2 separate regions of the Mus musculus genome follow, and region 1 is linked to region 2. A link is a loop called in an ENCODE intact Hi-C map of the cell type or tissue named here. Cell type or tissue: gastrocnemius. All regions are shown on one strand.

Region 1 (5,000 bases), 50 kb after region 2:
CCCTATTACAGTGTATTTTGCTGTAAAAACAGGATCTTTTATGTCAATCTTATTATCTATGCATTCACTGACATGTTCATTAAACAATCACTCAGTACCTATTTGCTCCATCAGATGTGTACATGCAAAGACCACAGAATCTGAGACCCTGGCCCAGGCCAAGCATCTTGACACTTTATTGGGCACACTCCTACATGCATAGGACATCAGAGAAAAGTATTTAAAGAGTGGGATTGGGGCAGGCTCAGCGGCAGAAAATTGTCCAGCATGTTTGAAGGCTAGGATTTATTCCCAGCATAAGAGAGGGTCAAGAAAGAGACCCGATATCCATTCTGAAGACTTGCAAAACTCTTAAACCAGCCCAATAGTAAATTAGGTATTGCAATCCTAAATCCTAATGAGGAATGAGCAACCAACACAATTAGCTAAAACGATTAGGAAATCTGACCCAGGTTAACGCAGAGTCATCATGGAAGACAAAGGGCAGGACTCCTGAGTGATTATCTGGAAGGAAGGGTTGAGGATGCCACCCAGACTTCTGCCCCTGGCTATGGTGGTGTCATTCCCTGAGAGAAGAGGATCCAGGAAGAGGTGCAGGTCTAGGAACCCACAGTAGCTTTGTTTCAGATGTTCTTTGTGTTTGAAGTACAGATAGGATAGCCAGCTCAAGGCTGGACATGGCCTGGATTCCTCTGATTCTGGGGTCTTTGCATTTACACACCTGACGGGACAAACAGGTAACTGAGTGATTACCTAATGAACACGTCAGGATGGAGCACAGCAGTGGAGGAGCATCCTGGGGAGGAGGGTGACATCTGAGGCCGGCAGAGGATAGGCCTTGAGGAGGAGCCAGAGGAAGGCATAGGAAAGCAGGAGCATGCTGAGGAAAAGACACTGGGACCCTGTGAGGCGGGAGGGAGGAGAATGCCCAAGGCCAGGACCAACTAGAGAGGAAAGCTGTCCAGGGGATGAAAAATCTTGACAGCATAGGGAACTGGTGAGTGTTTAGAAAGGTGTGGTTGCAAAAAGTGGACACTGGGCTGGCCCAGGAATGTACTGAGGACTTGAGAAGTCAGCTCATGAAGGAGAAGCTGCTGAAGCGGACATGAGAAAGGTCTCCCCCCCCAACCCATTCTTCCTTCTCTCTCCTTCCTCTAACCTTATCTTGCCCCACCTCTTCCCCCTTCTTCTCCTTCATTCCTTTTCTTCTCTCTCTCCCTTTGAATATAAGAGAAGTCTAAGAGAGTTTGAGGGCTAGAAAGACATCAAGTGAGGGGGAGTCCTAGACTGACCTGAGCTCAATCCCAGAGTAGGTAGGACACATGTGCCTTTAGTAGTAGTAGTAGTAGTAGTAGTAGTAGTAGTAGTAGTAGTATTGGTACTAGTAGTAGTAGAGATGAAACCCAGGGCTTCTCACACTCTAAGTACTTACCTCTATATCCTCAATACATGTGTATTGCTTGAATCTTCTTGACAGAGAAGACAAGCAGACATATACGATTAAGTGTAACTTATGTAAGGTTATACAAACACTGTGGTACTGTAAGCTAGACCTAAAGCCCAAGCAGCCAGTACCTGGTCCTTGGTTCTTCCTCACCAGGAGAGAGAATTGGAAGATAGCTATCAACACCATGGTAGGTGCTCCAGGTTCTCAGAGGTTCCCATTTGCCAAAACACTACAATCCCTACCTGACTTTAGAAGGTTCTACAGAAAAGATGCTCTAAATTATAACTACTACTAAACATACAATGGTTTTTTCAAAACAGAGTTTCTCTATGTAGCTCTGGCTAATCTGGAACTAGCTCTGTAGACCAAGGTGGCCTTAAACTTAGAAATCCTCCTGCCTCTGCCTCTGCCTCTGCCTCTGCCTCTGCCTCTGCCTCTGCCTCTGCCTCTGCCTCTGCCTCTGCCTCTGCCTCTGCCTCTGCCTCTGCCTCTGCCTCTGCCTCTGCCTCTGCCTCTGCCTCTGCCTCTGCCTCTGCCTCTGCCTCTGCCTCTGCCTCCTGAGTGCTGGGATTAAAGTCGTGCACCACCACTGCCCAGCTTTGTTTTTGCTTTGAGGTGCTGGGAATTGAGGGCCTTATGCAAGGCCAGCACACGACCATTTCATGACATGATTTATGAGAGAGATCCCAGTCCCTTTTGCAGGGTTTTTGTGTTGTTGCTGTTTTATTTTAGTTTGGTTGAGACACAGTCTCACTATGTATCACAGGCTGGCCTCCAATAGAAATCCTCTTGCCACAGCCTATTAAATGCTGGGATCACAGGTGTACATGTCACCACACCCAGCATTAGCGTGGCTTTGCTGGATGCTGCATTGGCCAGGAATGCCATTAACATGTAAATTGAAAGGGCCTCCTACTTTAGATTCTTTGGAATGCTACCAAGAAATGTTCATCACTATGGAGTAGCACCTTTCCTGGTATGGTGAGTCACCCACAACCCACACCTGTATCTGTTTTCTGGTCAGCTCATTCTCGGTGGTTACTATGCGAAGGATCCAGTTTCTGACTTCAGGTGGTTATGACAAAACAGTTACACACTGAATATATGATACTGCATGATAATTACGTTCTCCTTTTATTTCTCTTTTAGGTTAGAGTTGACCATTTATACTAACTTAAAAAAATTCATATAGAGGCGGCATGGATGGTTGCACCTGGCCGTAATCTCAGCACTTGGGTGGCAAAGGCTGGAGATGCAAGAGAGTTTGAGGTCGCCCTGGGGGACAGAACAAATTCTAGGCTTGGCTTGAGCTAATCAAGACTATATCTCAAAAACAAGACAAAATAAAACCCCCAAAGGTTTTTACTAGTGTAATGCTCATGCCTGTGATCTCAGCGACTCAGGAGGCTGAGGTGGGTCAAATGCAAGTTCGAGACTTTTCCTGGGCTACAGGGGGAGTTTAAGACAAGCTTGGGCAACTTAGTGAGAACCTGCTTTAAGATAAAAATACAGAAGTCCTGGGCAATGGTGGTACATGCCATTAAACCCAGCACATGGAGGAAGAAGAGAGCAGATCTCTGAGTTTAAGGCCAGCCTGCTCTACAGAGTGAGTTCCAGGATAACCAGGGCTACATAAAGAAAAACCATCTCAAGACCAATCCAAACCAAACCAAAGAAGCTTAGGATATAACTTAGTGGTAAATTACTGGGGGACCAAGCTCCAGTACTACACATACACACACACACACACACACACACACACAGAGAGAGAGAGAGAGAGAGAGAGAGAGAGAGAGAGAGAGTAGGGAGAAGATAAACACAAATAAATAGCACCAACAATAACAAACAAGAGCTGGGGATGTAACTCGATGTACAGACCTGTAAAATGCACAAAAGTTTCTGTTGATCTAGGTAGGTGCCGGCGTCTGAATTTTATTCAGAGTAATTACGAGACCGTACCAATGTACTGTCTGAAATGGGGCATCACTGTAGGTTGTCTTTAAAAGCAAAGGAAACTGCAATGCCAGGGGGGACAAGAAGAATTAGGGTAGAAGCCAAGTGATCTGTCCCTCAGAATAAAGACAATGGTCTTTTCCTGACATAGACTGGAGCTCCCAAGTGATCGTTATGGCCAAACTTCAATTGAGCACCTTTGGGAAATGTTATTTGCTTACTAATTCAAGTTATACTATACCTCAGCATTTTTTCCAGCACACTGTAACAACAGAAAGATCACAAGTCATCCGGACAGGGCAGGGGAATGACAAATGCTCAGTGTCTGGAGGCAGAAATGGTGCTTAACGGAGGCCAAAGAGGCCAGGGCCAGGCTGAGTCTGTGGAATATCTTCCTTAATGGACATAAAGATGAGTACACAGCACAGAAGAGGGTGCTTAGGGGTATTGATAGAAAATGCCACATCGTGAGGAACCGTGGCAGGCAGGATGTAGGGACAGAGAAGGGAGCAGCTTGGAGAACTCCCGACGACGGGTTAAAACGTGAGAGCTAGAAATACAGCTCAGCCTCTTGAGAGGGGCTGATTAATGAATAGTCAGGGGGAGTGGTCTAAGCTTCCACAGGCCTGGCTATCATTTCTCAACATGGACAAAGTCAAGAGAGGATGATAGTTGACTTGTGTGTCTCTAATAACCGAGGGATACATAGGGGCCAAGTGGGAAGGAGAGGAAAGAACCCACCTTACAAAAGGTCCAGAAACAGGACTTGTCTGTCAACATGCAACTCTGCATCCTAATTCCTCTCAACCTTCAGGCAAAAGAGAAGAGGAGCGGGAGGAGGAGGAGGACGAGAGCACAACGACGTCTTCTATCATTTTGCATGTCTGTGTAGGGTTGTTTTGTCTGTGTAATTTTTGCATTTCCCATAAGCATTTGAATCTATGTTTTAATTTTCAAATATGTGATCAAGCAGGAGTGGTGGCTGATGCTTGTAGTTCCCAAGTACTTGGGAGGATGAGGCAGGGAGGCGGTCACAGCACTGTGGGTTTTAGGCCAGCCCTGAGGACATAGTGAGACTTCATTTCAAACAGCCAATCTAAATAAATGAATAGTAAAATACCCAGTCAACACAGATAATGATCAAGGTACATCACTCACTTCCCAGATGAAAGAGGAGAAATGAGGTCTTGGGGCTCCAAAGCAAAACCAAGTACAGAAAAAATGCCTCTAGAAACCATCAAGCTTATTCATGTGGGCTAACTATGACAAGGAGGGAGCAGGGCATAGCCTAGTCTAGCAGGTATGCCCCAGTTTCATCTCAGAGCCATAGAGTCCAAGAGTCCTTCAGGGGATGAACTGGAAGCCAGGACTGGGGGAGGCAAGAAAGGCACTGGCAAGTGAGCACTGTAGTGCCCGATGGTCACCACGGCACTTACGTTGAGGCAGGAAGGTTTCAAGTTCAAGGTCCACTGGGGCTACATAGCAAACCTCAGGTCAAAAACAAAGAGCATTTGCTTGAAGTACAAAGCGTAAAGCAACTTATGAATGAAGAGTGTGAGTGTGTGCATGTGCGTGTGCATCTGCGTGTGTGTATAATTAA
Region 2 (5,000 bases):
CAACACACACACTCATGCACGCACTCAGTCATTCACATATGCACGTACACACCCACTCACACACACACACAAACCACACACCATACACACCATATACACCACACATACCATACTACATACATTCACCACACACACCATAACACACACACACACAAACCACACACCATACACACCATATACACCACACATACCATACTACATACATTCACCACACACACCATAACACACACACACGCCATACCATACACACACATACCACACGACATACTATATACACACACAGACCACACACCACACCCATATATATATATATATATATATACCACACACACACATATCATACCACACACTCACACAGAACACACATATGGGTGCATACACAAATGCACACATACACACACATGCACAAACCACACACTATACACACCACATATACCACACACACACATACCACAATACATATACCACACCACACACACAGACCGCATACCACACATATACACATACAACATACCAAGCACACCACATCACACACACACAGACCACATACTCTCTCACACACACACACACACACACACACACACACACACACACTACTATACACACTACATCACACTACACATCACATACCGTACACACACACAGACTACATATACACATCACACACAGGCACTACACCACACACACACATACCACACACACCACACCATATACTATACTACACTATACTACACTACACACTATACACACACCACACACATATCACATACCATACACACACACACATACACACTCACACCACACACCATACCTCAAACAATACCACCAAGCAGCCAGGTGTCTTTGCTGTGCTGTGCTGTGCTGTGCTGGGCTGGGCTGTGCTGGGCTGGGCTGTGCTGTGCTGTGCTGGGCTGGGCTGTGCTGTGCTGTGCTGTGCTGTGCTGTGCTGTGCTGGGCTGGGCTGTGCTGTGCTGTGCTGGGCTGGGCTGTGCTGTGCTGGGCTGTGCTGGGCTGGGCTGTGCTGGGCTGTGCTGTGCTGTGCTGTGCTGTGCTGTGCTGTGCTGTGCTGTGCTGTGCTGTGCTGTGCTGTGCTGTGCTGTGCTGGGCTGGGCTGTGCTAAAGGACTACTGAAGGGCTGGAGAGAGGGCTCAGCAGTCTAGAGCACTCTTGCTCTTACAGGGGGTTGATTCCCAGCACCCACATTGTGGCTCACAAGCATCTGTGACTCCAGTTCCAGATACAGAGTATCAACACCCTCTTTTGACCTCTCTGGGAATGAGACAGGTACATGGTACATAAATATACATGTAGACAAAACACCAATACACCTAAAATAAAAACAAATCTTAAAAAAGAAAGACTACCTGAGCCTGGAAAATGCATACAACCAGAGTTGATTTACCCCTCACAGTTTTGAAGGCCAATAGCAAGGCACCAGGATCTGCTGTGTGAGGAGAGCCTAGTACCTGTTTTTAACATAACGCCTTGAACACAGCGTCCTTGGGAATAACACTGCTCTTCATGTGGAAGAAGTGTGAAAGAATAAAAAGGAATTCGCTCCTACAAGTCTTAAAAGCCTTTAAGTCCATCCACATGGAGGAAACCTTAGAGGCCCCATCTTTCAGTACTGTTACAATGGGAATTAAATTGCAATGTGAATTTCTGAGGGCCAAATATTCAATAAAGCACCAAGAAATGTTACATCTTTGGTTCATTGCAGTGACAACTGGATGCCCTGATGAGTTTCCCCAGCCATCTGTCCTCTTGAGCACCAGGCTAGTGAAAGGCTCCCGGGGGCGACAATATGGAGGCCCTGGTGGGGCTGGTTCTCTGGGAGGATGTGGGAAAGGCCGAACCCAAGCTCCAGCCTACCTCTTCCACAGGTGCCTTCCTGGGCTTCTCTTTTCCAATTTGTAAGATGGGGGACCCTGTGCTTACTAATTACTAAGGCCCAGCCCTAAAAGTAGGATTCTATGAGTCTAAACTCAGAGCCCCTACACCCTGACACACATATCCCAGAGACTGATGGAGTTAACTGTAAAATGGCTCATGTTGAACAAGGGAACTCCCCTGATGGCCAACAGCCTCCAGTGTACCTCTGCCCACCTCTAAGCCAAGCATTCTCTATGAAACTGACACCAGAGATTTAAGGACCAAGCCAACAGAGGCTGTGTTCCAGGCCACTTAGGGGGCTGTCTCACCAAGCGCCCATAGCCATTGCTGTCCTGGCTCCTTACAAGTGTGACCTCCCTCAAGAGGGGTAGAGTGGGTCACCTCCTGCCACATCTTCAGGGGACTGTGCACTTGTATCTTCTAGTTTCCATCACCAGAGAGGCACGGGGGTTCAAAAATGCCATGAAATGAATTCGGTAGACCAGGTTAAATAGAGGGCCAACCTCTTAGCTAATTAACTGGGCCTGGGAGCAGAATCATGGCGAATCTGGAAGCTGTCACCACAAGAGTACACTTTGGTGGGGAAGGTTTCATTTCTGGGAAAGTCCTGAAGAGCTGGGTAATAGCAGGTTGAGGAATGACAAATGGAGCGCCCCCCAGACAATGCTGGCCCCTGAGCAGGGGCATTGGTGTGTTTGCTCCAGCACCAGGAGAAGGAGTCAGGGCTCCATTCGAATATGCTGGGAATGGAGGGAGCGCTGTGGTGACCTGAGAGAGTGCCAGACAAGGGAAGATTTAATCTTCCAAATAGGAGAATTGGCAGGGCAACTGTGAGCTCTTCAAGAATGGGAAGGACTGTTCCAGGAGGCCTGCGGGATGGTCACGTCAGGGTAGTCAGATGGCAGCCTGGCTTCAAGAAGATTGTTCAGCCAGCAGGCTTTAGGTGCTCATAACTGAGCGCAGGAGGCTGCACTTGGCCCTTGCCCCTGCCGCACTTTCCCCTCCAATTCTGAGTCTCAGAATTACCTTAGATTAGTTAACTCATCATGCCAAGAGAATTCAGGAGGAGCTAGTTCCAGCCCAGACCAAATAAAACAGAATTCCACCTGCAGGGAACGAGATCCATATATTCCAGAAACAGCTCTCTCAGAGCCTTGGAGCTGCAGAAGAGAATCACAGAAGACACTGGAAAAGGATCCTCTTCTCCTCCTCTCCCCTCCCCGCCCCTCCCCTCCCCTTCTCCTCTCCTCCCCTCACCCCTCTCCCCTTCCCCTTCCTTCTCCTCTCCTTCCCTCCTCTCCCTTTGTCTTTTGTCCTTTCCCTTCTCTCTCCTCTCCTTCCTCCCCTCTCCCATCTCAGGTAGCCGAGGCTGGCCTTGAATTAACTAAGTGGATGAGAATAGTCTTGAACTTCTGATCATCCCGCTTCATCACCCGAGTGCTGAGGTCAGAAGCATGCACCACCACACCTAGTTTATATGGCACCAGAGAATAAACCCAGAACTTCCTGCGTGCTAAACAGGCGCTCTATTAACTTAGCTACATTCCTACCTATTTTTCATTTCATTTTTTTCTCCGCTTCATTTCTTGATTGTAAGTTGGGTCAAAGGAGTTATTTTGAAGATTGGATCGCTTCGTTTTCACAAGGCTCTAAGATGGTCATTTGTCCAATGTCGCATAGACAAAAAGAGGGTAGAGCTTGAATTTGAACTTGCTTGGAACTGGTGGGGGGGGACTTCCCTGGGCCTGGCCTTGGCCCCACCCCCACCCTCACCCTCCACCCCTGCCCCTTATCAAGCCCCTTCTCAGTCTACAGCCTACCCTTCCTCTTATCATCTCAGATAAGGCTTCCTTAGGCTAACTTTTGTATGCTAAAAACACAGGACACTTTAGGTCTCACATGTGGGGAAACTGAGGCACAGTGCCATCATAGTGACATATTACCTCCAGAAAAGAGGACCAGGTGGCTGGAGCAGGTAGCAGATGTCCTCAAGTCATGATCTGGTGATAAAAGTGACTGGAGAGTGAGCCAGAGACCCACCTTGGTTACTCCCAGGGGATATACTTAGTGCTGCTGCACTGGGTCAGGAGAGCCGGTGGGTTGACACATCAGCTTGTCCCTCTGAGTGGGAGGAGGCAGCCTGCCTATGTCCCAGCACTCAGGAGGTCAAGATGGGAGCATCACTTGCGCCTAGCTTGAACAACATAAGGCTCAAAAAAAAACCAAGTAACTTAAGACAAAGGAAACATTTACAAATGTTCTCATTGTCTTGTTTCAGGCTCTTCTGGAACCGTCAGCTCTTGTGTAAAGGAAGCCCTGAGAGATGCAGCAAGAGAGCAGGATGGGTCAGAACCAGGAAGAACATCCTCTGGTAAATGGATGCAGGGTCTACCTGAAGCCTCCTGTTCTGCCCATTTGGATGTCTTGCATCAGCCCACTCAGATACTCGGGATGCTGACCGGCTGAGTCCTTAAACGGCCTTCCCTCTGATTGTCTGCCTCTGTCCTTCCCATCCAGGACATATAAATAGATCTCAGCTGTACCTATTTTTCCTCCCAAAGTCGCTGATGCTCTGAGTTGTTCCTTCCCCTGTGCCAGGTCAAGGTGGCGTCCCAGTCTTCATTGTGGTAGATCAGAGGTTCCGAGCTGGGGGCCCGAGAGCCAGCTGCTGAGTCAGAAGTGCACATGGAACATGACCATCTGCTGGGGCCTTATGGAGGCTCCCAAGCTGCAAAGAGAGTGGCAGAGGTGACCTGAGCTTACAGTTCAGCTTTGAGCATCTGGAAGGTGCAGGAGGCAGCAGAGTGGCTATAACTGGGAAGATCTTGGTTTTGCAGTTAACCGGCTGACTGTGCTTTGGAGAAACTCGATTATCTTCATTAGCCTTGTGTGTGTGTGTGTGTGTGTGTGTGTGTCTAAGGCGAGCCTTTAAACAGGTGCCCAAACTGGGAGTGGTGGCATAGGACTGTTATCCCGGGTACTTGGGAGGCTGAAGAAGGAAGATCAAAAGCCCAGTGTCTGCCTACTTTTCAGAGACCAGGTCAAGGTTGGGCTAAGCAACTTAATGAAAACTCTTGCAACTCTTGCCTAGCAGCTCTCCCTCCCTT

The links. A loop is a pair of places that touch in the nucleus more often than their neighbours do. Peaks named below come from ENCODE experiments on the same cell type or tissue, not always from the same donor. Only the 100,000 strongest peaks of a DNase experiment are listed, where the experiment ranks them.
Region 1: a loop joins it to region 2, with 2.0 times the contacts of the local background. A loop is called at or near these places in 3 of 42 quality-filtered maps.

The regions. Positions count from the first base shown.
Region 1 is chr12:78,990,282-78,995,281 of GRCm38, forward strand. The region is part of intron 1 of Tmem229b (transmembrane protein 229B); the gene reads right to left. Among named protein-coding and RNA genes, the nearest start is that of Tmem229b, 14 kb to the right of the region's middle. In gastrocnemius, no CTCF peak of the experiment used is centred here; no DNase peak of the experiment used is centred here.
Region 2 is chr12:78,940,360-78,945,359 of GRCm38, forward strand. Gm46359 (a long non-coding RNA gene) reads left to right here. Exons shown (of 3, transcript XR_001780635.2): 3 at 4,172-4,717. Gm46360 (a long non-coding RNA gene) reads left to right here. Exons shown (of 3, transcript XR_001780636.1): 3 at 1-115. Among named protein-coding and RNA genes, the nearest start is that of Gm46360, 14 kb to the left of the region's middle. In gastrocnemius, no CTCF peak of the experiment used is centred here; a DNase peak (open chromatin) is centred at 2,765.